Regions from separate parts of the Homo sapiens genome. Here regions 2, 3 and 4 are each linked to region 1. The links are chromatin contacts, found by Hi-C or POLR2A ChIA-PET in ENCODE. All regions are on one chromosome and are shown on one strand. Each heading gives the region's core, a stretch centred on a gene start or an enhancer-like site at or near the end of the contact. The rest is flanking DNA. Distances are from core to core; before and after follow the strand shown.

The links. A loop is a pair of places that touch in the nucleus more often than their neighbours do. ChIA-PET counts read pairs that join two places held with the same protein, here RNA polymerase II (POLR2A). Pooled maps may share reads with other maps.
Region 2: a loop to region 1 is called in a map with no recorded cell type, with 11 times the contacts of the local background. The contact joins the promoter of LINC02816 here to the enhancer-like site in region 1. A Hi-C loop is called at or near these places in 5 of 37 single-sample maps with no recorded cell type and 2 of 50 pooled maps.
Region 3: a pooled map shows a loop between it and region 1 (13-fold over the local background). The contact joins two enhancer-like sites. A Hi-C loop is called at or near these places in 4 of 37 single-sample maps with no recorded cell type and 9 of 50 pooled maps. POLR2A ChIA-PET finds 5 or more read pairs at or near these places in 1 of 52 experiments (CD8-positive, alpha-beta T cell).
Region 4: a loop to region 1 is called in a map of CD8-positive, alpha-beta T cell, with 10 times the contacts of the local background. The contact joins two enhancer-like sites. A Hi-C loop is called at or near these places in 3 of 168 maps with a recorded cell type or tissue (CD4-positive, alpha-beta memory T cell, CD8-positive, alpha-beta T cell and naive thymus-derived CD4-positive, alpha-beta T cell) and 8 of 50 pooled maps. POLR2A ChIA-PET finds 5 or more read pairs at or near these places in 3 of 52 experiments (CD4-positive, alpha-beta memory T cell, endothelial cell of umbilical vein and naive thymus-derived CD4-positive, alpha-beta T cell).

Annotation. Positions count from the first base shown.
Region 1 is chr1:181,393,932-181,401,146 of GRCh38, reverse strand. It overlaps a transcript of CACNA1E not described here. Among named protein-coding and RNA genes, the nearest start is that of CACNA1E, 86 kb to the left of the region's middle. RefSeq lists an enhancer at 2,525-2,634. Within about 2 kb of position 4,611, at least 2 of the 41 ENCODE cell types and tissues checked have a DNase peak (open chromatin) inside an H3K27ac peak, as active enhancers do; they include CD8-positive, alpha-beta T cell, where a contact is called at or near this core.
Region 2 is chr1:180,902,843-180,910,057 of GRCh38, reverse strand. LINC02816 (long intergenic non-protein coding RNA 2816) reads right to left here and starts at 3,466. Exons shown (of 4, transcript NR_185877.1): 1 at 3,328-3,466; 2 at 1,767-1,855; 3 at 1,287-1,366; 4 at 1-1,185.
Region 3 is chr1:181,059,536-181,066,750 of GRCh38, reverse strand. MR1 (major histocompatibility complex, class I-related) reads right to left here. Exons shown (of 6, transcript NM_001385161.1): 6 at 4,813-7,215. Among named protein-coding and RNA genes, the nearest start is that of IER5, 26 kb to the left of the region's middle. RefSeq lists enhancers at 3,904-3,953, 4,594-4,723. Within about 2 kb of position 4,175, at least 16 of the 41 ENCODE cell types and tissues checked have a DNase peak (open chromatin) inside an H3K27ac peak, as active enhancers do; they include CD8-positive, alpha-beta T cell, where a contact is called at or near this core.
Region 4 is chr1:181,102,285-181,109,499 of GRCh38, reverse strand. No RefSeq gene overlaps it. Among named protein-coding and RNA genes, the nearest start is that of IER5, 17 kb to the right of the region's middle. RefSeq lists silencers at 3,681-3,730, 3,991-4,480, 4,501-4,560 and an enhancer at 3,253-4,147. Within about 2 kb of position 4,724, at least 29 of the 41 ENCODE cell types and tissues checked have a DNase peak (open chromatin) inside an H3K27ac peak, as active enhancers do; they include CD8-positive, alpha-beta T cell, where a contact is called at or near this core.

The DNA.
Region 1 (7,215 bases), core at 3,362-5,861:
GACAGAAAAAGCTGCACAAAGGCCTAATGAGGGAGCATGCCTAGAATGTTCCTTGCTAGGAGCAGCAAGGAGGCCAGTGTGGCTAGAACAGGAGTAGCAGCAGATGATATCGGCGATGTAATGTTGGGGGGCAGATCACAGAGGGCCTTTGCCTTTTGCTCTGAGGTAAGTGGGAAGCCTTTGGAGGGTTTTAAGCAGGCATGACACTCCTGTGTAGCTGCTGGTGAGGACAGACCGTGGGAGAGCAGGGGAAGAGGCAGGGAGACCAGTTGGAAGCCATTGCAGCCATAATACAGCAAAGCGTGACCCTCTCAAACCCTGGACAGAGACAGCTTTGCAAAGTGCCTGATCAATAGGAGCTCAATGTACCCCAAGGGAAAACACAGGCCATCAGGACTGGGGAGAGGCAGAGAGAGAGAGCCCGTGATGGCCACTCCCTATCCCTAAAGCTCCTGTGTCTCCTGAGTGGTGCAGGAGGCTCTCTGAAGATTTCCTGTCTTCAGCACACGACCTTGAGCCAAAGAGGGGCACGGGGACCTTGCCAATGGTCCTAAAGGGGTCTCGAGGCTTGGGCAAGGAGGAGACAGGGTTCATGTATCAGGAGACAAGAGGCTTGGTAGGGCATGGGGATGCTTCAGCAGCTGATGTGGTGGGGGAGAGGTGTCAATGCCCACAGACAAGGAGGGCCCTCTTCCCTGCAGCCACGGCCAGTCTGCAGCCTCCCCAGAGGGTCTGCAGCCCAGATGCCCCACCCCAACGTCAGGCCACATAAACTTCAGGAAAGGAGGGGTAGCAGGCAGCTGACTGTATATACATCAAAGGAATGATATATATAATCAAAAGAATGATAAATCATCAGTTAACTAGAAAACCTCTGGCTAGAAATAAGGTAAAACATAAATTTAAAAAGATCAAGTTGTTTTCCACTAAAGTGGCTGGAAACTCAGAAATCTAGCAAGATCCTGGAAATAATGAATGCTAGATTTTTATAACCTGAGTTTTGTGAAGCAAATTCAAATCTGCTTCACGATGTACCCCTGGTGGGGGGGAACACTGAGATATAGCATAGAACTACAGTAGATCAGATTCCCTATTATTTATCTGGGTCACCTGTACTATTCATCCTTCAAAACATTTAAGGCTAAAATTTAGCAATGAAGGTCTTAAATGTTCAAGGTTACCACTTAGGGCCTCACCTGTAATTTTTACAGTTTAAATGTCCATTACTATGGCATGGGTTTTGTTAGCTTCATCCCAGGCAATGATATCCATGAAATTGTGATTTGTTGTACTAATTGTATTTTTACTATTTTAACAGTAAATTCCTTACCAAAGAAAATCATCAAGCATACCACCCTGTGGGAAACATCTAACAAGTCACACTTTGGGAAACACTGTCCTCACTGGCACGTAGTATCTACATAATATTAAACAGTCATCTCAGGTGTTAATGCTGAACATGAGGTGAGAACATTAAAGATCCCCCGAGCTATCTTCCCAGTCCTGCTGGAGTCAGCTCGATCACATTCCCTCCACAGTCATTCAGTCTTTGAACACCTCCGTTGACAGGGATTTCACTATTTCATTACCACCCTCTTTCCCCCACCACCCAAGCAACTATTCCAACTTTAGATAGCTCTATTAGGATGATCTTTCTTACTCTGAGCTGAAATCAATGTGTGTCAACACAGAAATCAGTGGTCTGTAAGTAAACACAATTCATTCACCTGTGGCCACCTGGGACAATCTAGAAAAAGAGGATGTAATCAGCAATAAAAACAATGAAGAGAGGCCAAAAATCAATGTATCTCCTGTCAGAATAGCTCTACGGAAATAACTCAGTGTTTTCTAAATTGACTTAGAAGACCACAAGATTTTTCATTTGCTTTTTTTTTTTCCTTCTACCTCTTTTCCTTTAAAAAAAAAAAAACTCTCTAAACTTTCTTCCCTGTGAAAAGCTAATTGTAACTTTCCTGCAAGCCATTACTCAGGTTATTTTGGGAAGAATCAACTCCTACAACTTCAGAGGAAGGACGGAAAGGTCACAATACTGGGAAGAATCAAAGGATTGAGGGGATGTGGTGGGGGGACTCACTGAAGGACCCAGGTTCATGTGAGGCAGAGGAGATTCTCCCTAATATTTATGTCCTCATAGTGTAGACAGAATTTCTGAAGTGACCTTCTACACAGCAGCATTGCCTGGAAGGGAGGAAGGGAGCTCTGTTTCCAGTTGGATCTCCATTGCCTTTTGCCTTTTGATTCAAGCTGAAAGGCTGATTTTTAGGGATGGGGCTACAGATTTCAAAGGGGTGTTGGTTTTCGCTTGATGAAGTCAAAGCCAGTGGAAACTATGACTATAGTAGGTCCAGCTGCACTGCTCAGACCTCGTTTCTGAAAGTGAGACAGGATGGAAAGTGGTCATAGTGAAAGGTGACCAGGTTGGGTGGGGGTGACAGAGCAATGCTGGTGCTTCATGGAAGCCAGTCCTCCTTTAGCTCATGGAGGGAGGGCACTCCGCACACCCTGCTCCAGCTGCCAGGAGGTGCCTCCAGAGTTCCTGCGCTTTGAATCAGCTTTTCTGGCCCTTCTTGCCCTTCTTCCAGCCCTGGCTTTGCAATTTACTGGCTTAATATCCTTGAGCAAGTCAGCCAACCTCTCTGGGCCTCAGTTTTCTCATCTGTAATATGGAGATAATTGTCCTTTCCTCCAATAGATTTATTATGAGGGTTAAATAAAATAAAGTGTGAGCATGCACTTCCTAAGCTACAAAGCTTATGGAAGAAATTGATGTGATCTTAATCTAATTTAAGGTTTTGGCACCAAAAATAGGTGCAAAGTTTTGTTTTTATTTTGTTTTGCCTTGTTTGTGTTTTTCTGGAAATGGTGATAAAGGGAGAGCTGGTCCTTGCACGTCAAGACTCTTCAGAGAAGGAAGGGAAATTAAACTGCCCCTCCTCTCAGCCAAGGCATCTGGGTAGAGCCTGTGGCTTTCATAGATGTTCAGATGGCAGCAGTTTCATTTTACAATTGACCTCAGAAGAGACAGAGGTTGAAGCAACAGCAGAGGGCTGAGCTTCAGAGTGGGGACAGGAGAAAGAGGCGGCTTCCCCAGGCAGACACTAGCTTAATAAGGTGACATTTGCACATTAGCAGCAGGCTGGCTAATTGATTTGTTCCTGTTACAGGAGCATCTGTCTCTGCAAAAAGGCGATGGCCACCAGCTCTGGCACAGTTGCTAGGAGAGTGTCCAGGATCTCTCAGGTCATTTTTTGCCCTAGCCAATAGGGTAAAAGCATTTTGAGAACCAGGAGAATGCCAATGAGAACTGACTGGAGTACAAGAAGGGTAAGGGCTACATGTGGAATCCCCAGGGCTGCGGAGCTCAGCAGGGAGAGGGAAGGACAAGACGGGATGAGGGGGAGGGACACCAGGTCCTGGAGCTGGATTCTAAGCATCGCTGATGTAGCCCATACAAAAGTTTTTCTCACTTTCCTCCTTTTTCCTGGAGTCTTCCTAGTGACGTGATGAGAGGCTGAAACACCCCACCCTGTCCAGGCGCAGTGGCTCATACCTGTAATCCCAGCACTTTGGGAGGCCGAGGCAGGCGGATCACTCGAGGCCAGTTCGAGACCAGCCTGGCCAACACGGTGAAACCCCGTCTCTACTAAAAATACAAAAATTAGCCTGGTGTGGTGACGCATGCCTGTAATCCCAGCTACTTGGAAGGCTGAGGCAGGAGAATCACTTGAACCCGGTAGGTGGAGGTTGCAGTGAGCTAAGATCGTGCCACTGCACTCCGGCCTGGAAATAAACAAAAAACTCACCGAGGCAGGGGCCTGGGTTTTGTAAGGGTTCAGGACAGAGTTCCCATCCACCATTATTGTGGTGAGACGTAGTAATAGAAGAGAATTCTATAATGTGAGGCCTGCTGGGAGCATGGGAGGCATCAGTGAGGACTGATGCTCTTGACCCTCCCAGAGACATTCTGAGAGCTCCTGTAGACCTCTGCCCTTTTTTACTGTGAAGGTCTGTTTGGTTGCCTCTAGAATTCCCTCATCTGGTGGCAGAAAACCCACCTATCTTCAGGGCTTGGAACTACCCTACAAAGCAGGTCTGCAGCTTGCAAGGGAGTCCCAGCTGTTCCATTGGCCAGGTTCGCTGCAGAGGTGTTCAAACCAGGCATCTTCTGCAGGCTGGACAGATGTGTTCTACTCTTAAAATAAAGTAGCTCCAGTCTTTACCCAAGTCCCAGAAGAAGAAGTAGTTAATGGAAATAATTTTCCCAATTTTAAGATTTCTCTCCTGTGATTTATTTTCCTTAAACTCTTGAGATCTGATACCTCTTGTCTCTATAAGAATGTAGTGGGTAATTTTATCTGTTTTAGCGTAAACTATTTATTCTGGGTTGAGGGAATCTCTGTTTCTATGTTATTCCACATTGTTCTACTCAGGACCAGGCTCCAGCAATTACCTTTCTCTTCTGCGTCATCAATTTTTCACTCGTTGGATTACTCCTATCAATGTGCAAACATACTGTTGTTTCTCTCATCTTAGAAAAACCACTTCCTTCATCAGCTATTTCCTGATTTCTTTGTTCTCCTTTGTGACAAACTCTTCAAAAGAGTCATTTCTATTCACTGTCTCAGTTCTCCTCCTCCCATCCCTTCTTACACCAACTTTGATCAAACTTTTCTCCCCACGCTTTTGTTAAGGTTATCAATGCCCTCCACATTGCTAAACCCAATGACCAATTGTTCTTGTCATGCTTGATGTGGTAGCCAGCTTCCAAGATGACCCCACCTCCTGGGATGTTCACCTTTGTGCGGTCCCCTCCCACACTGTACCAGGGTTGGTCTGTGTAACCAAGAACATTCAGAGGTGATGGCATGACACTACCACAGTTAGGTACAAAAGACTGTGGCTTCCGTCTGGGGTGCTCTCCTGCAGTCTGTCTCCCTCTTGGGCCACTTGCTGTGGGGGAAGCCAGATGCTATGTCATGAGGCCACTCAGATGGCCTACATGGCCAGGAAATAGGGTGCCAAGAACTGCAAGAGTGAGTTTGGAATGGGATTCTCCAGCCCCAGTTGACCCTAGAGATGACTGCGGCCACAGCTAACAACTTAATTTCAACCCGCAAGAGATCATGAGTCAGGACTAGCCACCTTAGCAACTCCTAGATTCCTAAGTCTTGGAAACTTTGTGAGATAATACATTTTTGTTGTTTTAAGCTGCTAAGTTTTTGAGTGATTTGTTACACAATGATAGATAGCAAATACACTTGACTCATCACATTATTTGACATAATTGATCACTCTTGCCCCCTTGAAACACTTTCTTCATCTGGCTTCCACGACATCACACTCTCCTGGTTTTCCTTCGACCTCATGGATCACTTCTCAACTTCCTTTGCTGGCTTTTCTTCTTCTGCCTCGATTCTTTAAGCTGGAGGCCCTCATGCCGCTCTTAACCCCAGCTGCTCTTCAAACGCACAAACCCAGGAGGAGGTTCTTGGTACCTGCTTGTTGAAAGTTCCAAATATTTTTTCCAAATACTTGAAATGTAATGGTTTTTAAAGTCTTGAGTCCAAATGAGTACTCACTGCCCCCATCAGAAAAGATGGTGACCTCATCCAGTCATGTGATTTGAATTACCATATATGTTGTCAACTCCAAAATTTATAACTCAGCTCAGACCTTTCTCCCAAATTTCTGACTCATATAACCAGGTGCCTCCATGACTTCTCTACTTGGATATATAACATACAACTCAAATTCAACATGCCCAAGTGTGAACTCCTAACTTTTCCCACCCAAGCCTGCTTCACAATCTCCTTCTGAATTGACGGCAGCTCTGTCCTTCTGGTTGCTCAAGCTGTCCTTGACTCCTATACTTCTCATTCCCCATATCCAATCATCAGTGAATGCTATTAAATCTACCTACAAGATATATAAAAAGATCGAGTCACTTCTCACCATCCACTGCTACCATCCTGGTACAAGCCACCATCATCTCTCATCTGGACACAGCAACAACCTTCTAACTGGTCTCCCTATTTCCACCCTTACCCCTCTACAGTCTATTCTGAACACAGTAACCAATGTGCAGCGTGAGCCTCTTAAATAGGCAGAGCACATCATTCCTCTCTGCATAGCATCCTGCAATGTACCCTCCCTTCACTTAGAGTAACAGCCACAGCTGACCTCCCAGTGGTCAGCAAGGCCCTGCACCATCTGGCTTCCTGTTACTTCCCAGACTCTACCTCCTTCTAGTCTCTCTTTCCTCTGCTCCAGCCACACTGGCCTCCATGTTGTTCTCGGAACATGCCAGGCTCACTCCCACAGCATTTGCACTGACTGTTTCTTCTGTCTGGAATGCTCTTCCCCTAAATATCATTCTGGCTAAGTCCGTCATCTTCTTCACATATTTGCTCAAATATCACCTTAACAATGATGGCCTGTCTTAGCCATCCTGTAGAATCCTGCACACTGCCCCACCCTCAGCACTCCCAATCCCCCTTATCCTATTTTCCCCTTTTCCCCCATAGCACTTATCATCTTTCAACGCATTAGAAGCTGTATTTGTTTATGATAGTGTATTGTCTATCTTTCCCTGCTAAAATCTAAACTAGAAAAGGGCCGGTATCTATGTCTGTTTTATTTGATGAGATACCCCAAACCCTTAAGGATTTTTGGCATGTAGTCAACACTAAAAATATTTTAGTGAATGAGTAAATTATCTGAAATTGTTACAAAAGCCTCACAAAATGTTCTGTATTATCCACATTTTACAGATGAAGAAACTGAGAAAAGGGAATTCACATTTATCAGTCTTACTATGTGCCAGACACTTTAAATATGCTATCTTATTTAAACCTCCCATTTTACAAGGCTCAGAGAAGTTAAGTGGTTTCCAAAAGTCACATAAGTGGTGAGAAGGCAAACTCTGATTTGAACCCAGGTCTGGCTGGAGATAAAGTAAACTCCCCCACCACTCTTCCCATTCTTGTATCAAGCACCTTCCACACACACCTGGACTGAGTCAGCAACCAACCGTCCCCTGAGAAGCCACCTTTGGCCAACTGAAGTCACCACATCACACTCTTGCAGGGTACCTTACAGGCCCTGTCTAGAGACTAGGAGCCAATCCCTACTTTTCTTCCTATCCCCAGGTTCAGGCACTCAGTCCCACTCAGTCCCACAGTGGCTGACAGTCAC
Region 2 (7,215 bases), core at 2,217-4,716, 490 kb after region 1:
CTTCTTCTCCTGCATGCCCAGTGTTAAGCCTGACAGCAGCAACACTGTTACTATTATTGGGGGCATCCTATGAGCTAAGGTACCCCACATAGGATCTTTTGCATCTTTACAACAACCATGCAAAATAGGTATAGTGTATCTCCACTTTAGTGATAAAGAAATCGAGCTGCAGAGAGGTTAAGTAGCTTGCCCAAGGCCACACAGCTAGTATAGCTAGAATCTGAACCCAGCTCTGTCTGGTTCCAAGATTTTCTGCCTTGCTTCCTCTTTTATAGAGGCACCTCTGAATTCAGACTCCACGGCTTCTGCTCCCACCCTCCCCCAGAAGTTAATGATCTATAAGGAAAGTTTCTGAAAGTTCCAGCAAAGGTTTAATGTTTAAAGAAAACCTGCCTCCCCCCAATCTTTTGAGATGCAAATAATCACTTTCAGTTTATTTGGGTTAAAGTTTTTTTTGTTTTTTTGTTTTTTGTGCGAGGGGAGTAGGGTGTTACATCTATATTGAGGCCTTAAAAGCCACCTGTCCTAAAGATACCCATGAGCACGAGCAAACCCTTAGAATGCTGTTGAATTGTGACATCTACATGTCGAGGGCATTCTTGTTCATCTGGATTCTGTTTGATTTAGCAGATATATGTTGAGCTCCTAGATATGTCAGAGACTGCAGAGACAAAATTTAGCACCACAGACCCTACTTTTGAGGAACTGGGGAGTTGGGGAGGGGCAGGCACACAAACTTTCTATATATGTGCTCCCAACCAGGTCAGCATAAGGTGGTGTAGGTTGCTCACAGAAAAGGCTAGATTGAGGGGTGTGTGTTGGGTGAGAAGGGGTACCACGGAGAACTGGGTCTTGGAGAATGAGCAGGAATTAGCCAGACAGAGGGGGAGGGGTGAGAGAAGACGTTTCAGGTAAAGAGATGAGCATAGATGCAGGCTCGGAGGTGTGAAACTGCCTGGTTTCAGTGTTACTAAGTGTAAAATTTAACCCAGGAAAGACAGGGGAAGGATGAGGTTGCAGAGCAGGGGAGGTTGGGTCTGGTGAGGAGCTTGGACCCCACCCTGTGACTGGCAGCCCCTCGGGTGTGGTCTTGACCAACACCTTAGCCCTTGAGCTGGGCACATAACCATCTTATTTATTTCCTTATGCGTCAGACACTTTCATTATCATCTTCTGGAGGGAGTTCTAGGAGGAAAACAAATACAATGTAAACAGTGATCACAAAGCCCCTTCCTCTGCTGAACAACTAGGGAAATGGACCATCCCAAGAAGCCCCTTTGACTTACTGTGAGTGAAAACACAAGCCTCATCCTTCCTCCCAACTTTCCAATGTGCTCTGAACGTTGGAAATACGGCGCCATGTGAGCTGTGGAAACCAGGTTTCACTCAGGATGAAGGGAAAAGTGAGGGAGATGGTCCTTCCAACTCACACCATTAGAGCAAAGTGGGGCAGAAATGGGGTGGGGGCACACTTCTACCATCCCTCGACTGTCCAGCCTAAAGGAGCTTGTCCAAATGGAAACCTGCATTTCCTGGTGGCTCCTGTCTTGCTCATGGGAACATGGTCCAAGGAGGCAACTGATCTGAGCAGCAACTGCTGAGGATCCCATTGCCAGCCCCAGGCCTGCCCTCATCACTTCCTCCAGCAGAGGAGCGAGGGCGCGTGCAGGGTCTACCATGTAGCTGCTTCCCCCCTCCCAAAACCCTCCCGCGGCTCCCCTGTACTCCCCACCGCGCTGCTGGGAAGGCTGATTCTGAGGCCTCACCTATGCAGATTCGGGTTCCTTAGGTTGGAGCAAGGCCCAGGAACCTGTTTCCTTCCAGGATTCCCAGGTGATGTTGAGGCCCGGTCAGTCTGGGGAAGCACAGGGCCTCGAGTTAAAACTCAAAAGCCTTTGCATGGCACATGGGTCACTCCAGCCTCATCTCTCATCCCAGCCCCGAGAGCCTGCCCTGCTTCCTCAACATATTGAGTTGCTTCTAGTTCCCTGACTGGTGGCACCGAGTCCTGTCTCCTTGCCTTTGCCCAGGCATTCCTTCAGCCTGAAGTACCTGCTTCACTCCACACACACACATCCTGCTGTGGACTGAACTGTGGCCCCCTCCAAATTCTTATGTTGATGCCCTAACCCCTCCGTGGGATAGTATTAGGAGGCGGGGCCTTTGGGAGGTGATTAGGGTTAGAGGAGGTCATGACGGTGAGGCCCCCAGGATGGGATTAGCATCCTGACAAAAAGAGACCCCAGAGAGCTCTCTCCCTGTGCACCCTCACCACCATGTGAGGATATAATGAGAAGGCAGCTGTCTGCAGGCCAGGAGGGGAGCCCTCACCAGCACTCCACCGAGCTGGCATGTGACCCCCGACATTTGCCTCCAGAACCGTGGAAATAATTTCCTGTGTTTTAAGCCACCCAGTCTATGGCGTTTTGTTATGGCAGCCCGAGCAGACTGACATCCCCATCCCAACTTGGCTGTCTCCTCCTAGACCTTCCACACTCAGCTCACATGTCACCTCCTCAGGGAAGCCTTCCCCCACTCCCTCCACAGCCCTCACCTGTCAGATCACCTGCTTCTATCAGAGCACTTGTCCACAGTTGTGCACATCTAAGCCTGTGTGTCTCCCACTTCACAGAGACTTCTTTCAAGCAGCACCGTGTCTGATCCTTCCTGTGTCCCTGGCCCCTAAGAGGTGCCCACCACAAAAAAGGTGTGGACCAAATGCCAGGTGATTAAATAAAAGAAAAAATCCCTATCAGATAGCGATGCCTGAGAGAGAGAGGGACCACAGCTTGCTAAGAGAATCAAGGTCCTCTCCGAAGGATTTGGTTCGTCCACTCAGTATGGCCAGTCCTGCCCCAGGCCCTGCGAGAAAGTCAGCCTTTGGCAGGGCCGGGAGCTGTGCCCAGGCTTCCTGACTGAGCCCTGCTTACGTCTGATGCCCAGGCCTCCTTGCCCGTGGCCCCCTTCCCTCTTTTCTCTTCCCCAAAATGCCATCCATCACCGACAGAAGCATTGGCCTTACACTTCAATTCTAAGTGAGCCTGGAAATTTGGAAATAAAATGCCTATCAGAAGAAGAAATGGATGGGGGTGGGGGAGAAGAGAAGGTAATGAGAGAAAAGTGCAAAAACAGGCTGGGAGAGAACACTAGGAGAGATGCTGTCAGAGGACAGTTGGGCACCTCCAGACTGCAGCCGCCGGTCTTCCTGTCACGCCTCTCTGCATGCTGCAGCACACACGGGCACACACACTCGCACACATCAGCTCTGGGCACTGCACCACCCTGAATCTACAGATGCCCAAAGGAGAAGAGACGTGTGGCTCTTACCTGGTCGGGGTCAGCCCACGCCACTCCCCCAGGCTGGCAGGCAGGAAGCCCACTGGGATGGGACCAGGACCCTGGCCAGGGATTTTAACTGCAGACTTCACTGTCTCTGCCCGCTCACTCTGCATCAACTCTTGACTCTGCCAGGCATCTGTTTTCATGCCTGACTCCAGTTGCAGCTTTTCATTTCATAATCCTAATCACAGGGAAATGACTGGGATTAGGGATTTTTTTTTTTTTTTCTGAGACAGAGTCTTGCTCTGTAGCCCAGAGCTGGAGTACAATGGCGTGATCTCGGCTCACTGCAACTTCCGCCTCCTGGGTTCAAGCAATTCTCCTGCCTCAGCTTCCTGAGTACCTAGGACTACAGGTGTGTACAACCACGCCTGGCTAATTTTTGTATTTTTAGTAGAGACGGGGTTTCACCGTGTTGGCCAGGCTGGTCTCGAACTCCTGAGCTCATGATCGGCCCACCTCGGCCTCTCAAAGTGCTGGAATTACAGGCGTGAGCCACTGTGTCCAGCCGGGAAATACTTTAATACTCTCCCTCCTAGTCTACCATGCTTGCTCTGCAGGGGGCCATCATCAGTATGAGGGAGGTCACCCGGCTTTAACCTGTCTGTCAACAGTCACTGTCAGCTTGGCCAAGTCAATTTTCTCAGCTACAAATGAAAAGAGACTCAGGGAGAAAGATCTTGGAGGATGACTAAGACCTGAAGTCATGTTTGTGACCATTTTCAATCTTGAGAAAAACAGAAAATGTCTATATTATATTAATGATTGGCTTGAGAGACTATGAAAACATATATTAGCATGATTCTCACCTCAATAGTTCAATAAAAAATTATGATCATTTCAATGGAAGCTAAAAAAAGTATTTGACAAAATTCAACACTGTACCTAGAAGTAGAAGCTTTCCTTAATATAATAAAAATATTATATCTCAAAGCCAACATTTAACAGCCAACATAGTTACAGCCTAGTGAAACTTCAGCACAGTCCCACCAAAGTTAGGAACAAAACTGGAATGCTTCGCATCACCATATTAATTTAACAATGGGATTCTGAAATGTATAATTATTAAAAGGGAGTTGCCAAAATCATTATACTTTGTAGATGATATTATTGTTTACGATGAAAAACCCAAGTAAATTGTACTCAAATTGGACACAAGATAAATGTTCAAATCTAGTTTACCAGGCCAGGTGTGGTGGCTCATACTTGTAATCCTGGCACTTTGGGAGGCCGAGGTGGGAGGATCACTTGAGGCCAGTAGTTTAAGACTAGCCTGGTCAATATAGTGAGACCCTGTTTCTACAAAAAAATAAAAAATGAAAAAAGTTCTAGTTTTCCTAAATACCAGCATTAATCAAATAGAAGACAGAACTGAAAGAACAAAAAACCTCAGCCAGAAAAATAATAGCCCATTTAGAAAAAACCTTCACACTAAAGACATTTACAAGCATGTTAATAGCAACATTGTTTATAATACAAAATAATTGAAAACAACTCAAATAGCCATTGATGGTAGAAAGGATAATTGTGGCATATTTGTAAAATGGAATATTACATAGCAATGAAAATATAGCTACAGGCCAGGTGTGGTGGCTCACATCTATAATCCCAGCACTTTGGGAGGCCGAGGTGGGTGGATCATGAGGTCAGGAGTTCGAGACCAGCCTGGCCAACATGGTGAAACCCCGTCTCTACTAAAAATACAAAAATTAGCTGGGCATGGTGGCGGGTGCCTGTAATCCCAGCTACTCGGGAGGCTGAGGCAGAATTGCTTGAGCCTGGAAGGCAGAGGTTGCCGTGAGCTGAGATCGTGCCACTGCCTGTCAGCCTGGGTGAAAGAGCAAGACTCTATCTCAAAAAAAAAAATTAAATAAATAAAATAAAATATAGCTACAGGGAAAATATCAGTGATTATCACTAACATGTTGAACAAGCAAAGCGAGTCAAAAAGAAACACAAAATTAAAAGATGCATTATTTTGGGACACATACATTTGGAGTGAAACTGCAATAAAAAGCAACAGAATTATTAACACAGACAGTAGTGCCCTACTGAAGGCGGGAAGATAAAAGGGGGATAGAAATTGGGTAGAAGGACATGGAGGGGTCCAAAGGCAAAGGCAATGCCTTCCTATGTTGGGTGATGACTGTGTGGGTGTTCATGTTATTCTTCTTAACATTGTGAGAGATATATATTGATAAATATATGTACAGGATAAATATCTTATATGTATACATAACAGATCATAATTTTTTAGAATGTGGAAATCACATGAAAAATCTTTACCATGTATGTTAGTCCATTCTCACACTGCTAATAAAGACATACCTGAGACTGGGTCATTTATAAAGAAAAGAGGCTTAATTGACTCACAGTTTCACATGGCTGGGAAGGCCTCAGGAAACTTATAATCATGGCAGAAGGGGAAGCAAACACATCCTTCTTCACATGGCAGCAGGAGAGAGAATGAGAACCCCTTATAAAACCATCAGATCACGTGAGAACTCATTCACTATCATGAGAACAGTATGGGGGAAACCACCCGCATGATTCAATTATCTCCATTTGTCCCATCTTTGACACATGGGGATTATTACAATTCAAGGTGAGACTTGGGTGGGGACACAGCCAAACCATATCACCATGTATATGAAAGAAAATCTGGGTAAATGGAGAAATATTTATTCAGTGCTCCTGGATATTTATTAGATATTACAAAGGTGAAATTTTCCCCCAAATTAATTAAAAAATTTAGTGCAATTTCAGTCAAGATCCCATAAATAGGCCAGGCCATGGTGGCTTATGCCTGTAATCCCAGCACTTTGGGAGGCCAAAGCAAGCAGATCACCTGAGGTCAGGAGTTTGACATCAGTCTGACCAACATGGCAAAACTCCATCTCTACTAAAAATACAAAAATTAGCCGGGTGTGCTGATGTGCACCTGTAATCCCAGCTACTCAGGAGGCTGAGGCCGGAGAATCGCTTGAACCCAGGGGGGCGGAGTTTGCAGCAAGCTGAGATCACTCCACTGCACTCCAACCTGGGCAACAGAGTGAGACTCCATCTCAAAAAAAAAAAAAATCCCGTAAATCGGCAAAAATATTTCATAACAGTTTTGCAAAAGAAATATGGAAGGGGACTTATTCTATAAAATATAAAATTGTATCATAAGGTTATAGTAATTAAAATAGAAACTAATACAAAAATAAACAACCAGAGTAATGTCACATAATAGAGAGTATAAAAACAGACCCTAACTTTTCTTCATCTGATAAAGGGTAGCTATTAAAAAGCCTATAGCTAACATGATATTCAGTGGTGAAATATTGGACACTGATATGGTTTGGCTGTGTCCCCACCCAAATCTCATCTTGAATTGTAGCTCTCATAATTCCCACGTGTCTTGGGAGGGACCTGGTGGGAGGTAATTGAATCACTGGGGTGGGTCTTTTCTCATGACAGTGAATGTCTCATGAGATCTGATGGTTTTATAAAGAGGAGTTCCCCTGCACACATTCTCTCTTATCTGCCAGTATGTAAGACATAGCTTTTGCCTTCCACCACGATTGTGAGGCCTCCCCAGTCACGTGGAACTGTGAGTCCATTAAACCTCTTTTTCTTTATAAGTTACCCAGTCTCAGGTATGTCTTTATCAGCAGCATGAAAACTGACTAATAGAGACACTTTCCCCAAGTTCAGGAACAGGGAAAGGATGTTCAGTGTGCCACTTCTACTCAGCGTTGTCACAGAAGTTCTAACCAGTGCAATAAAGCTAGAAAAAGTGGGGGAAAGTATAAAAAATGGAAGAAAAAAGTGTTATTATTTGCAGATTGCATGATTTTGGATGTAGGAAAATCCAAAAACATCTCCACACTC
Region 3 (7,215 bases), core at 2,926-5,425, 330 kb after region 1:
GGCGGAGGTTGCAGTGAACCGAGATTGCGCCACTGCACTCCAGCCTGGGCGACAGAGAGAGACTCTGTCTCAAAAAAAAAAAAAAAAAATGAGAAAATTGAACTATATGACACTCAATGGGCCCTCCAGCTCTGCAATTCTGTGTGCCCATAGATCTACCCTGGGTGAGTTGTTTTTGCAAGGTGAGGGAGCTTATACTTTTTCCTTTATGCACCAGCATCTCCATATACTAAGAATCAACAAGTAGCGAATGTTATCCACGGGTTTCACTGACATGTCCATGAAATGTGTGGTAACTTGCTTCATTTGGCCCTTTAGGCCTTGTTCAGCCTTTAAGTCACATCATCAAAGTCAGAGGAAAAAGATTCAAACTTTCCTAAATTTATCAGGGCCTTTATTAATTTTTGATTCATTGCACAGATGTTTGAACTCCTTTGTTCCCAAGATTAAGTACAGAACATAGTGTCGGCGAAAAGAATCGAACTCTGTAAAATATTTGAAGAGATTTATTCTGAGCCAAATGTGAGTGAGTGACCATGGCCCAGGAGGTCCTGAGAACATGTGCCCAAGGTGGTCAGGGAGCAGCTTGGTTTTATATATTTGAGGGGGGCATGAGACATCAATCGAATGCATTTAAAAAATACATTGGTTTGGTCCAGAAAGACTGAACAACTCAAAGTGGGGGCTTCCAGGCTATAGGTGAATTTAAACATTTTCTGGTTGACAATTGGTTGAGTTTGCCTAAAGACCTGGGATAGATAGAAAGGGAATGTTCAGGTTAAGATAAAGATTGTGGAGACCAAAGTTCTTTTTAAGTCTTACAGTGGCTTAAAGACAATAGGGGACAAATGTTTCCTATTCAGATCTTAGTTAATCTTTTTAGGATTGGGAGGGTCTGGAAGAAAAAGATCTAGCTATGTTAATAGAGATTCTTTACAGATGCAAATTTCCCCTGACAAAGAACAGCTTTGCAGGGCCAATTCAAAATAAGGCAAAGAAACATGTTTTGAGGTTTAAAATATATATATATTTAAATTAATATTAATATTTAAATTACATTAAAATTGATATATTTAAATTAATATTAAATATATTACATATCATATATATATATGTTTTTTTGAGATGGAGTCTCACTGTGTCACCCAGGCTGGCGTGCAGTGGCGTGCAGTGGCGTGATCTCGGCTCATTGCAACCTCTGCCTCCGCTGGGTTCAAGTGATTCTCCTGCCTCAGCCTCCCGAGTAGCTGGGATTACAGGTGACTGCCACTGCGCCCATCTAATTTTTGTGGGTTTTTTTTTTTTGAGACGGAGTCTTCCTCTGTAGCCCAGGCTGGAGTGCAGTGACGCGATCTCGGCTCACTGCAACCTCTGCCTCCTGGGTCCCGGTTCAAGCAATTCTCCTGCCTCAGCCTCCCAAGTAGCTGGGATTATAGGCACACACCACTATGCTCAGCTAATTTTTGTATTTTTAGTAGAGACAGGGTTTCACCATGTTGGCCAGGGTGGTCTTGAACTCCTGACCTTGTGATCCGCCTGCCTCGGCCTCCCAAAGTGCTGGGATTCAGGCGTGAGCCACCACGCCTGGCCAGGTTAAAATATTTTGATTTTCTTCTTTGTCTGGTAATGTTATGTCAGAGTCAAGTTGGAAAATAAATCATGATATGTAGGGTTAAATAAAACCCATCTGATGAGAATTTATGATTTATAGAGCATGACTCCCCAGTCCCCTTAGATAAGAATTTGGGCAAGATAAAAAAATCAGAGTTTAGTCCTCAATAGTTTTAAGTGGATGACACCTCACAGTTTTGGTCAGGCATTGATGGAGTGGGCCTACTGTGTGCAGATAGGACAGTGCCCTGTGTGCAGATAGGACAGTGCCCAGACTCAAGACAGTGTCTTGAGTCTGAATCATGCCTCTGCCACTTATTAACTATATAACCTTGTCAAGAAATACAATTTATCTGAACTTCAACAAAATAATAATAATAATACCTGCTGCCAACGTTGTTATGAGGAATAGAAGTAATATATGTGAAGTACCCAGTGCATAGTAAGCACCCATAAATGGTGGCTGCGATTATATGGGACATGGGGAGCAGTCCCTGGAGAGCACGTAGAGGAAGACACATCCCAGATGCCATTTCTTTGCAATATGCTTGCACACACACATCTCCTTTAATCCCCACTTTGACACTGGAAGACAGGTATTGACTAGCCCCGGGTTTTATAAAAATGAGGCTCAGAGAAGTTAAACAACTTAAGATCACCCTGATACTAAGTGAAGGACACAGAATTCACATTGTGCCCTTAAGGGGTTTATAGTCCAGCCAGGGAGATAAGCCGAGCAGAAACAGATAAATACCAACACAGAATAGCTAAGTGTCAGTTGAGTGGCAGAGCTGAAAAGCACTTAGGCGTTTAGTAAGGGAATTATTTCTCTGAGGATAGGCTATCAGGAAGACAAAAGGAAACTAGAGGATTAGAAGTTCCTCTGTCTCACTGAACATCTCTGAGTTCCTTGCTGTCGCCATCGCCACTGCCTATGGGTCCTCTTAGCCCAGCCCAGCGGCTGCAGGGAAGGAGGCAGTGCTGAGCCCTTCATCCTCCCCATGTCCTTTGTTTCATGGCATATTTATGTGCAGGCCCTCCCATCTCACTTGAAAGTTTTATTCAACCTGTGTCTTCAGTATTACTATGAAAGCTCACTGTCAGAGTTGTATTTCTTTCTTTCTTTTCTTTTTTTTTTTTTTTTTTTTTTTTTTTTGAGACAGAGTTTCGCTCTTGTCGCCCAGGCTGGAGTGCAATGGTGCAATCTTGGCTCACTGCAACCTCTGCCTCCCAGGTTCAAGTGATTCTCCTGCCTCACCCTCCCAAGTAGCTGGGATTATAGGCACCAGCAACCACACCCAGCTAATTTTTTTGTATTTTTAGTAGAGACGGGGTTTCACCATGTTGCCCAGGCTGGTCTCGAACTCCTGACCTCAAGTGATCTGCCCGCCTTGGCCTCCCAAAGTGCTGGGATTACAGGTGTAAGCTACCGTGCCCCCAGCCAGAGTTGTATTTCTTCTGTTAGCAGAAAACCCAGGGACTGTTTTATAGAAATGCATTCTAGATTACAATCTCTAAAATTATTTTCTGTGATGTGAGCTTGATTTTTCTATAAGCATATGTCTGGGCCATTTTTGTACTTGCTAATTTTCAGAACATCATTGTGCTGTGTTGCCTACAGAGTCTGGCTTGTAGGAGCAGCAGTTCATTTTGTCAATATGCATATGTACTGAGTGCCTACTATGTGCCAGGCACTGAAGTGTCAGGCCTTATGGCGCATATATTTCATGAATGGTTGATTAACTAATGAAGGCCATAAGAATTTGATTTAAATATCAGTATTTGTGGCAGATTATTAATAAGAAACTGGGGTAAAAAAAACTCTGTGGCTTGAATGAAAATATGGTGTATACCATGCCACACAGAAAAAACGAATAATTCCTTGTGGCTGGGGGCAGTCTCTAAAAATGTCATCATTAGGCCCAGAAACATGTCATCTTGTAGACTAATTTCAAGTCTGTGAAGCTGCACTAGTTTACAGATCTTTGAAATTTGATCTCAATTTCAGTTGCAAAGACCTAAATTGGATTAGAACAGCTTGCCTGTCTTCTTCAGGGATCCTCAGGGACCAATGACCATTCAGTCTTTTAACAGTAAGGTGAAGGGCTGCCCATGTGCTCGGCCTTGGTGGGTTACATCTGGTTTGGCAACTTCCTGTTGTGTGTAACACAGGGACTGTGCATTCGTAGCTGTTTCGTGAGTAATATGCAGAGTGCATGTGTTGGGTATTTTAAAGTACGTGAGAGGGTTGTGTTTCAGCAGCTGATGGGATGCCAAATGTTTGACTTTTTATTATTCCAGCCCTTCAGATTTCCCCAGAATTGTCACCTTCTAGAGCGTGTGTCTTGCCAGTGTGTTCCAGGAATTCTCTATTTATGCCACTGTGATGTTGCTCAGAAAACAACAGAGCTTTCGGTTAGTTCAAGTAAACTTAGAATCTGCGCTGATGCCTCAGAAAGGAAGAAAGGCCAGGACGGCCTCGGCTTGGGTGGCACTCTTATTTCTCCCTTGGTTTCACTTCCTTATTTTCGTGGCTTCCCATTTCATCCTGTAGCCTCCTCTCAGAAGCTGTTTCCCCCCTTCCTACTCCCTTCCCACCCCCGGGTTGTTTCCCCGGTTGTTCCCACACTCTAGCCCATTTGTGTCCTCAGAGGTCTGGCCGCTGCCACTGCACCTGCCTCAGACCCAGTGTCACCTCGCCAGGGCTTCAGCCAGCCTGACCTTCCAGCTGCCACCCAGCAGCTCAGCTTAGGGACTCAGAACCTTCTGGCCCAGACCTTCATACCCAACTCCCGCCCAGGGGCAAATGCAGAAGCCTCTGCTGGTGCAGCCAACACGGAGTGGGGGCAAGGCGGAGAGGAAAAGCAACAGCTCAGGGTGTGGTAAGAGTGCTCAGGGTGCTTCCCAGCTCAGGGCATTGGTAAGAGTGGGTGGAATTTGCATGTTAAGAACTTTCATTAACCAAATACCCAAATGGTGACAGAAAAGCAAATTCAGACTAGTTACATTTCTGGAAGGTTTCAGATATTTGGGCCCCCAAGATGGCTGAGAACTCATTTCTCAGCACCTCTTCTCATAGCCTTCGAGAAAAACAGTACCTCCCATAAGAACCTCCGAATTCTATCTTTGTCTTTAATATGTATGTGTTGGGTGGGGTGGGGGTATTGATGGAATGTTTCAGATCACTAATCTCACAGACAATGCAATGACAAGATAAAGTTTATTAGATGGAGAATGTTAATACAGCTGAAACCTTTGAAGAATTCAGACCAGTCCTCAAACCATTCATCCTGAGTACCTGGAATGTTATATGATCTTGAGTGGGATATTTCCCCTCTATGACTTCAGCTGTAAGATGACACTGTTCTTTTGTACCAGTACATGAAGACTAGCTAATTAAAATACTATACTAGTTCATTCAAAAAGTATTTACTGAGTTGCTACTACGTACAAGGCATCATGCAAACAGACTGTGCAGTATTACATAAAATTTTTAAAATAGATTTCCATAAATAAACACCATGATAGGATTATGTAACATCTTCCAGGGAATTTTAACCGTTTGGATGTACTACACAGTGGTTCTGGTTCTACCAGTCTAAATGAATTGACTTGTTTTTTTTTCCACCATCACTCCTCCCTTTCAATTCAATTCATTCATTCTGGTGTGCAGCCCATTTCTGTCTATTTTCTAATGATATGACCAGAGCCACCATGTAGGCTTGTGCCCTGCACAAGGATAGATACCCCACTGGGGAACAAACGGGACCAAAATCTACTCTGTGTTCTGCTGGCCAAGCCGGGTGACCTGGCCTGGGCTGGCGTCCTCCCAGAAGAAGGGTTCATTTTTCCAGTTTGCACACATGTGCTATTTGTGGGTTAGCTGAGGCCCTGCTTATGTCTTCAGTTGGTTCACAAACCAGAAACAGAACAAATGGCCATCATTTGATTACAAATGTAATCAAACTAGATTTACAACCAAGGCTTGCTGAGTGGCATTATGGGTTTTATCCTGTTGCATGGCAAGCCGCTCATGCACGGGCTGTGCTCAGTGTCCTTTTTCCTCAGCCATGCCAGCCATGGGGAAGCAGGAGGGGAGCTTGTTGGAGAAGGTGGCCTCAATGAGAGCCTTGGTGCATTCCCCTGAAGCCACAGTTTGGGGCTTCTCCCTCAGCAGGGGTCTCCACAGTCTGAGTGTTTTCAGAAATCTTATATCCAGGGGACCCCAAATCTTATGTCCAGGCCCCAGGGTCTGAACTCATATTTAAGTACTGAAAGGCATCAGCATCTCCCCTCTGGTTGAACTTGACCTTCTTACTGAGAACCAGCCAGGCAGGCATCAGAAGCCTCAGGCTCCAGAGGAGAAGCTGGTGGGCAAATAGGTCAGGAGCAACTGCTTTCACCATCAGGGATGAAAGTTGAAGACCAAGAACACTTCCTTGTCCTGTGGTGCAGGGGTTGGGATGGAGGGGTGAGTCTTATAAATGGAAGAGAACTAAGTGTTGTGATTTAAAGGAAGAACATTTGCCTCCTGCCCCCAAATGCTCCCAAACTCTCCAAAATTCCACAGATTCCTTTGGCTTAACTCCTTTCACAGAGGTAAGCTAAGGTAGTCAGTCTCACTGTAGTTGCGGTGAATTCATTTAATGATCTTGGTTTCCTAACTGCTAGATAATCCAGTGGAGCCAAAAAATTTTGGTGGATTGAGGGAACCTACAGAGGTTGGGTAGAGATGTGTTAGGAGTTGAATTGTTTCCTCCAAAAAATTCATGTTGAAGTTATAACCCCCAGTACCTCAGAATGTGGCCTTCTTTGGAAATAGGGTTGTTGCAGATGTAATTTGGGAAGGTGAGGTCATCCTGCAGTAGTAGAGTGGGTCCCTAATCCAGTATGACTGATGGCCTCATGAAAAAAGGAAATTTGGACACAAAGCCATGCATGCAGGGAGAACACCAAATGAAGACTAGAGTTACGCAGCCAGAAGGCAAGGAACAACCAGAAGATAGGAGGGAAGCCTGGAACAGATCCTTTCCCAGTCCCTTTAGAGGCAGCATGTTTCTGCCAACACTTCATTTTGAACTTCTGGCCTCCAGAACTGTGAAACAATAAATTTCTGTTGTTCCAAGCCACCCAGTTTTTGTGGTACTTTTAAACGACTACCCTTGGAAACCAGTACAAGGTGGAACGGGGAGACGATGGAGAACATGACATTGTGACATGTTGCATCTTTCCCAAAATGGCCACAATGATATCTCCCAACTACATGCTCTTCTTACAATGTAACTCTGACAATCTTCCTATTGAGTGTTGGGTTCTATACACCCTCTTTTTGAACCTGAGCAGGATTTTATGACTTCTTCACCAATGAGAGTATCACAAGAATGACATTTTGTGACTTCCAAGATTAGATTATATAAATGCTATGCACTTTGACTGTGATCTCTTGGGATACTCACTCTGAGGGAAGCTAGCTGCCATGTAAGCAGTGACTGCCCTGAGGCCACCATGTTGTGAGGAAGCCCAACCCACACAGAGAGATTACATGGAGAGTTCCTGAGACTACATGGAGGAGATGTAGCTGATGCCTGGCCACCACCCCTGGCT
Region 4 (7,215 bases), core at 3,475-5,974, 290 kb after region 1:
TGAGAGTGTCCACAGCTGTGGTAGAGGGAGGTTATTCCAGGACACACACAGACATAAACCAACAAAGCAGAGGTTTGCATCCCTGAAGATGCTAAGGAGTCTAATGAAACTGATTCCTGAGTTGCTCCCCTGAACAACTGAGCCAATCAGAATCCTTGAAAGGGACACATTCATTTCCCCAGACATTCACCATTCTGCAGTGGTCACCTCCACCCCCTCCCCACAGCTCTCTCTGGCTTACAAGTCCTGAGAGTCCCTACAGATACCTGGACTCTTCCCAGGGGGCTGCTGATGGGGATGGGGGCACTGAGCACTGGCCAGGGAAGGAGTTCTTGGGGTTCAGCAGGACTCCTTTTGCCAAAGATGGTAAACGAGAGATGGGCCCCAGGGCCAATTCCAGGCTGCCCAAGTATGGGGATCTTACCATTTTGCACAGCAGCTACAGCAAGCTCCCACCCGCTCCATCCCTGGCGCCTGGTAGATCTGTCTTCATGAGTCCAGGTTCTCAAATTGACACATCTCATCTTTAAAAGGACCAAGAGAGAGTAAACCTCCCAGTCGCTTCCTGGATCTCAGTGACAGATTTTTCTGATTCACCTCATTACCTCCTCCTACAGGGGCCCATTCATTTCCACCTCATTTTCTTCCCGGTTCTCATGCCTGCCCCATCCTGGCACATCCTGACAGGAGGGACTCTATCCTCACTCAGCGTTCACCCTTAGAGACACAACCCCACACGCTCTGCCTTTCTCTCTGGATTAACACGGTTTCTCTCTTCTGCCCCCATCCTGCAGATCAAAGTCCCTGGAAATCTTTGAAACCAGCATCTCAGGAAGAAACAAATCACAGGGCACTGGTGTTAAGAGAATGCTGACTGTCTGGTTTTGATGGGGTGGTAATGTGGGGCAGGACCACTCATTCTGGCCTGGAACCCCCTTCCTGCCTCACTGTATTCCAAGTGTTAGCGGCCTCTGCAAAGATCTTAAACCCTATTGTTCATACCTCTGAATCTCCTACAGCGTCTAGCAGAGCTGCAGTACAAAGTACACACTCAATAAATATTTGATGAATGGAATCCCTAGTAAAGCTCAAGCTATTCATCACATGCTGCCTAGGATCATTAGTATATTTCAAAATTGCAGAATCTTGAAGTCAGACGGGACCATGTGGGCCATCAGTTCACCCCTACCCAGCACAGAAACACAACGCTGCAGAATTTCTGACAGGCTAACTTCCAGCCCAGGCTCCTCGACCATCTCCATAACTAGGAATGCCTAAGGAAGCCCAGCTCCCCCTCATAGTTGAGACCTCTGTTTATGAGAAAATCCTGTCTTCTATTTACGGGGAATCTGCCCTACCTCTGCATCCCACACCTGCTCCACACAATGACCAGAGAACTGTTTGCAGGGCTTGTGTTTTCTGGGAGAGTATAAGCTCCCTGAGGTGCCCCAAACTCAGTGCCCTAAGTGCCCAGGCAAACTGGCTTGCAGGTCCGTTTGCTGATTGAAAGGGATAGCAAATTCCCTCTAGACCACTATCTTCCCCTCCCCGGGGAAATGAGCCAGTAGGAAAGGAAGCCAAGCCCCACAGCTCTGCTCATACTTGTCCCAACTCCAACAGCCAGGTGTCCACCCTTTCATATCTTCCCATCACCAAGACAGCAACTTAAAACAGAAAACAAAAGAAAGCCTTCTAAAGTTGTTGGCCCCCTTCCTGACCCCCACCCCATCCCACACCATGGAAGTGTTGATAACACTCTCTCCCCAGAGCACACACTTGCAGAGCACAAGGATGAGCTTCCCCAGGATGAGAAAAACAAAACCCCACTCCCTCTGGCCTCTGCTCAGTGTTCAGGACACAGTTAACTAATCCAGAAGGTTGGATGACCTTGTCTGAAACCTAGTGTAGGTTTCAGACAAAGTCTTCCAAAGCATAGCTAATTTTTTTGTCCTTCTAGGGCTTTCAAGGAACAAGACACTGACAATGAACCAAAGCCTGGCTGGCAGTTTTCTAGGTATTCGGGTATTAAGTGAATGGAGATGCAAAGATACACTATGCAAAAGAATAGTCATACCACAAACTTCTCTTCGTTCATAACTAAGCATCTTTGGTACTGGATCACATGCCTAGAAAGGACAAAAGCACTTCCTTGCCTGTGTTCTTGGGGCTTGCATTTGGCCCTAAGCCTAGGCTACAAAAAAGGTGGGGAAATATTGGAGAGCAGTATTCATGAGTATTTAGTTTTAAAGAGCTCCCATTTCCACTACTTCATCTCAACCCTTATCGCAACCCTACTTGGTTCCTTTTACCCACTAACTTTAAAACTCAGCCTTTCCCTTTAAAACTCAGGGAAAAAAGCCCTATGCAAATGTAAAGTATTACAGAACATAAGAGCAGATTCACAGGTAGAAGGTCCTCAGGAAATGGTAGATACATTTTCCTTACCTGAGGCATAATTCTACCCTGGAGTTTTTCTTTTTTTTTTTCCCCCTGGAGAAAAGGGAAGATAAAAGCTGACTTTGTTGGACAGAAAAGAAACAGAAGATGGATACATTAAAAATGTAAGTGCTTACAATTTGCAGCATACATGAAACTCTGCCCACTTCACTTAAATATGTCCACCAAAACCTCAGCCCCCTCCAGCCTCTGGCAAGGGAGTCCTAGCTGGGGTTCTGGGAGATGGCAGCAGAACCTTGGTGAGATGGCCTTGGGCTTGACTTTGCAGAGCTAAAAAGGAAAGACGTTCAAACAATGAAAAGTCCTCCCACCGGATTCCACCTTCTGTTGGCCACTTCCTTCCTTCCCTCCTTTTTCCTTCCCTTCCTGCGGGAGCTACTCTGCCCCACCTTCCTTCCTGGAGAGGAGGACCTACCCTTTCCTCTCTAGGGCTGGTGCCAAAGGGATGAACAATGTGATTGCTGGGGGGGCGGGTAGGGGTGCAGGGAGTCAAGAAGTGGGAAGAAGCAGCCGGTGTTCGAAACAAACCAGAGTAACCAAGCAGAGATGGAGGGAGAGAGATGTTTAGTCCTCAAGGTGCATTTCAGGAGTCTTTGACCAGTTCCCAGAAATTTCCTTCATTTAAGCTTCCAAGCAAAGAGACTGCTAATGGCAGCAACGGCAGTAGAATCCCCAAAGCCTCATCAAGGTGCCCAAATAATGTGACCTCAAGGTGACAGAAAAAAGGATGGCGTCAGTGAGGTAAAAGGGGCACTCAATCTAGGTAGCCATTTGCAATCTCCCTTCTGCTGTCCCACAGCCCAGAGAGAAAAGAAAAAGTGGAAAGGAAACCGTGAAAAGAGGCAGAGACATCAAGAGAGTTTCTGGAAGAGTCTTGAAAAGGGCAAGGACAGAAAGAAGATGCCAATAGGAAGGGGAGAGGACAATACAAAAGGTAATGTGGAGCTGAAAATAGGAGAGGGGAGAGTCGCCCTTCCATCAAATGTAATGATAAAGCTACCAAAGGAGACCAGAGAGTGGCGGAGGGGGAAGGTCAAATGGAGGCGTTCGTGAAGGCAGAGCTTTGGAGAGAGGGCCAAACGTGAGATGGCGAGCACACAAAAAAGGCGCTCCAGGAGGCAGTTGAGGGGGCTGGAACGAAGTGAGAGAGAAGAAGGAAGAAATCAAAGGGTTCATCGAGGGAAGGGGGCGCCTAGGAAACACGCCCGGGAGGGCCCCGCTTTGTCTGGCGTGGGCGGCGGCGGGGGCAGCACGTGCAGCCGGGAGCGCGCTGAGCCGCCAGGCTCCGAGCCGAAGAGCGCCGAGAGGAGACACGACGCGCGGGGGCGGCCCCAGCCCCTCAGACCAGCGAGACCTCTCGCCGGCGGGCCCAGCGCTGCAGAAGGGGCGCATTGTTATGTCCCAGGTCGCAGCAGATTGCCGCTGTCCTGCAATACTCTCGCATCCTGGCACCGCGCCACTGGCACGGCCCGGGGGCTGGAAATAACTGCGCCGTTCCCATGACGACGAGGAAGCTCCCCCCGCCCCCGCCCCGCCCCGCCCCGCCCGCTGAGCTCCGCCCACCGGTACCCGCCGCGGCCGCCTCCCCACAACGGAGCTCCCCCGGTCACCCTGGCAACGGCGGCCGCGGCGCGCGGGAGGTGACTCTAAAAGCGGCGGGCCCCGCCCCCGCCCTCCAGCCCGCAGCGCCGCGCCGCGCGCCCAGCCCCCGCCTGGGCCTGCTCTCGGGCGGGACCTCACTGGGGCAGCCGCGGGCGCCGGCGCAGGAAGCCTCCCTTCCCCCTCGGCCCGCCGGGCCCGGAAAGGCGGGAGCTGGGAGGAAGCTTCGCGGCGGCCGAGGCTGCGGGAGAGGACGAGCGCGCCCCATTTTCTCCGCGGAGCCGCCCCCAGCCCTCCTGACCTCCGCGCCCCTTTAAATCCTCCGCGGGTCTCCCCGCCCTTCCTGCTGGGATGGGAGGAGACCTTAGCGGACGGTGCTCTGCCTGTGCGGCCAGATGAAAGGGGGACTGGGAAAATGAAGCCAGCTCTTGCCGGTGGGCTGGGGGCGGCAGGAATCCGGAGCTCTGGCCGCTGGCGGCACTGGGCTTGAGGGAAGCGGCGGCACGGGAGGCGTCCTCGGGAGCCGGGGTCTCACGGTCCAGGGAACGCCCCCGCCGCCGGCTTGCTAGCGAGGCATCCCGTGAACAAAGAGGCCTGCTTCACCCTACTGGGGCGATCGCCCCCCGGAGGGAAGGGTTTCCACCTTGCACGGCACTCGCGCGTTTTGTCTGTTGGTTGTGGTGAGGAGGGTGTATTGCAGATCCAAAAGGAGCCTCTCGGCCTCCCAGGGTGTCTGGGTCAGAATTGAGACGTTCTGGGCGAGGAGGTGTTGGGAGGGGAGTAGGAGGTCGGAAGGAGAGAGGCCGACCCAGTTAGCTCTGTTCACACCGTCCCTCTCTAGGAGCGGAGCCTACACCTGACTTGTTTGGAATGTGAGCTTTTGCAGGGGACAGAGGCCCTGGCACGTAGAAAGTTCTAAACTGTCTGGTGAATTGCTGCAATTAAAACCAGAGCGGCTCCTTCAGTTGTCCTGGGTGGGCAGGGCATCCCAAAGAAACACAGAAAGTATGCAGGGTCCTTTGAAAATAGTGCCCATATCAAACAAAATATTAATACTTCGCATTTGTAAAGTCCTTTCCTCTAAGAATGTTGTCTCGTTCCATATATATTTTCCACTCCATAAAATTCTAGAGCACAAAGAAAGGATTCATATGGGAGCGAATAGAACAAGTAAAGACGGTCAGCTGTGGTCACAGTGGAGGAACTGAAGAGTTTAGACTTCACCAGCTCTTAGAGCCCTGTTTTCTTTGAAGTGGTTACAACCGAGTACTTTGGTGTGGCCTAAAGAGTTTGAAGGTATACAGTTAAAGGACCTGGAAATAAGATTGGGCTGGCCATTGGGGCCTTGCTTTTCTCATCTGTGAGATGATAGTTGTGAAAATGAGATTAGACTGTATGAAATATTCTTCGTAAGCCATAGGATATGTTATACAAATGCTTTAGTTATTGAAACATCTATAAATTGGTATACAAGTCATGATTACTGTAGTTGCAATACGGAGTTGGTGGGGTGCTTCAGATTTGCAAGCTGTAGGAGGTGGGAACAGGACTGAAGGGCTATGTGCTGATGAATCTCCTTCAGCATTGCTGTGGAATGGATATGCTTCCCCAAAATTCATATGTGTTGAAGCTCTAACCCCTAATGTGACTATATCTGGAAATAGGGTCTTTAGGAGCTCGCTCTCTCCTCTGCCATGTGAGGGTACAGCAAGAAGGCGGCCATCTGCAAGCCAGAAACAAAGCCCTCAACAGAACCTGACCATGCTGGCACCCTGATCTCAGATTTCCAGGCTCCGGAACTATGAGAAATACATTTTTTTGCTTAAACCACTCTGTGATATTTTGTTATGGCAGCCAGAGCAGACTAAGACAAATATGTCTTCGCTTGGAGCTAAGCGCCCCTCCTACCACCTCCACCACCTGGCGTTTTGTTCAGCACTTCCACAGTTGTCTCATTTTTAATTTGTAACCGTGTAAGTTGGAATTGGCAAGATTTATTTTAAAATGAAGAAGCTAAGAAACAAAAAGATTAAAAGGCCTGCTGAAAGTCACACAGATTGTGAATGACTGAACTAGAACTAGAGTCTCCCCAGACAACATCTAGTCCCTAGCATCTGCCAGGTTCTGGGCTAGATTCGAGGGATAAGGAGATGAATATGATTTAGAGGTGGAGAGGGTACAGTCTGGTCAAGCAAAGAAACGTGAACAAATCATTACATCAAGTAGAAAAGTCTGCAAGGATTCATTGGCCCAGCAGGTAAATGGGAAGGGTGGCCCAGGCAGGGGAAGACTGGGAAAACATGGCTTTGGGGGAGCCACAAGTGCTGCTGAGGATAGGGTACAGTACAGAGAAGGAAGGGGCAGAGATGTCCCAGATGCCATTGGAGATTCAGCTTTGCTTTCACTTTCCCAAGGACTCATGGCCTCCCTAGGGCCCTGGCCAAAGGGGAGACCTGAACTTAGAGATCAAGGCTAAGAGTCCTTAAGGACCTAATGTGCCTAAGGAAAAGCAATAGTAAACTCTTCCATTAGTTTTATGTTGACCCTTCTATAGAAAATTATCTTTGTTTTTGGACCTAGCTAGGGTCTCCTAAGGGGTTAGTTTATTAAAGCCCTAACCATTTGTAAGTAAGTGATAATGTGCTTTAATTAGAAGATATGAATTGCACACCTATGACTTTTTCTAGCAAGGTCCTACCCCTAATCAATGTTTTCGCAGAATCTCTGTCTCCAGAGGCACAGAGTCATACTTAAATGAATACATGATCATCCCTCACCATAGAAATGCAGATAAGGACCTTAACTAATGAAGGGGCTAATATCTGTCTCCTTTTGGGAACATTTGTACAAGCTCTTACCAGTTATAGTCAGATAGGAGGATTTATTTGTCTACTGTTTTCTTTATGGGTACAATATGCGTATTTGTGTATATCATATATCCTTACTCTGACTTTTATTATTTATTAAATCACAGCACTCAGATGCTCTCTTGGGGAGGGACTGTAGGTTAGGGACAAAATAGGCCCAGTAGGGCCCTTGCACTTAGAGCCCCTCTCCCAGAAACCAGGTTCCAGAAGCTTGCCCACCTCCCAGGGGTACTCATTCTGAGTACCAGGCCAACAGCCAATTTAAGGGCTGGTTCTGGGATTTCAGCATCTC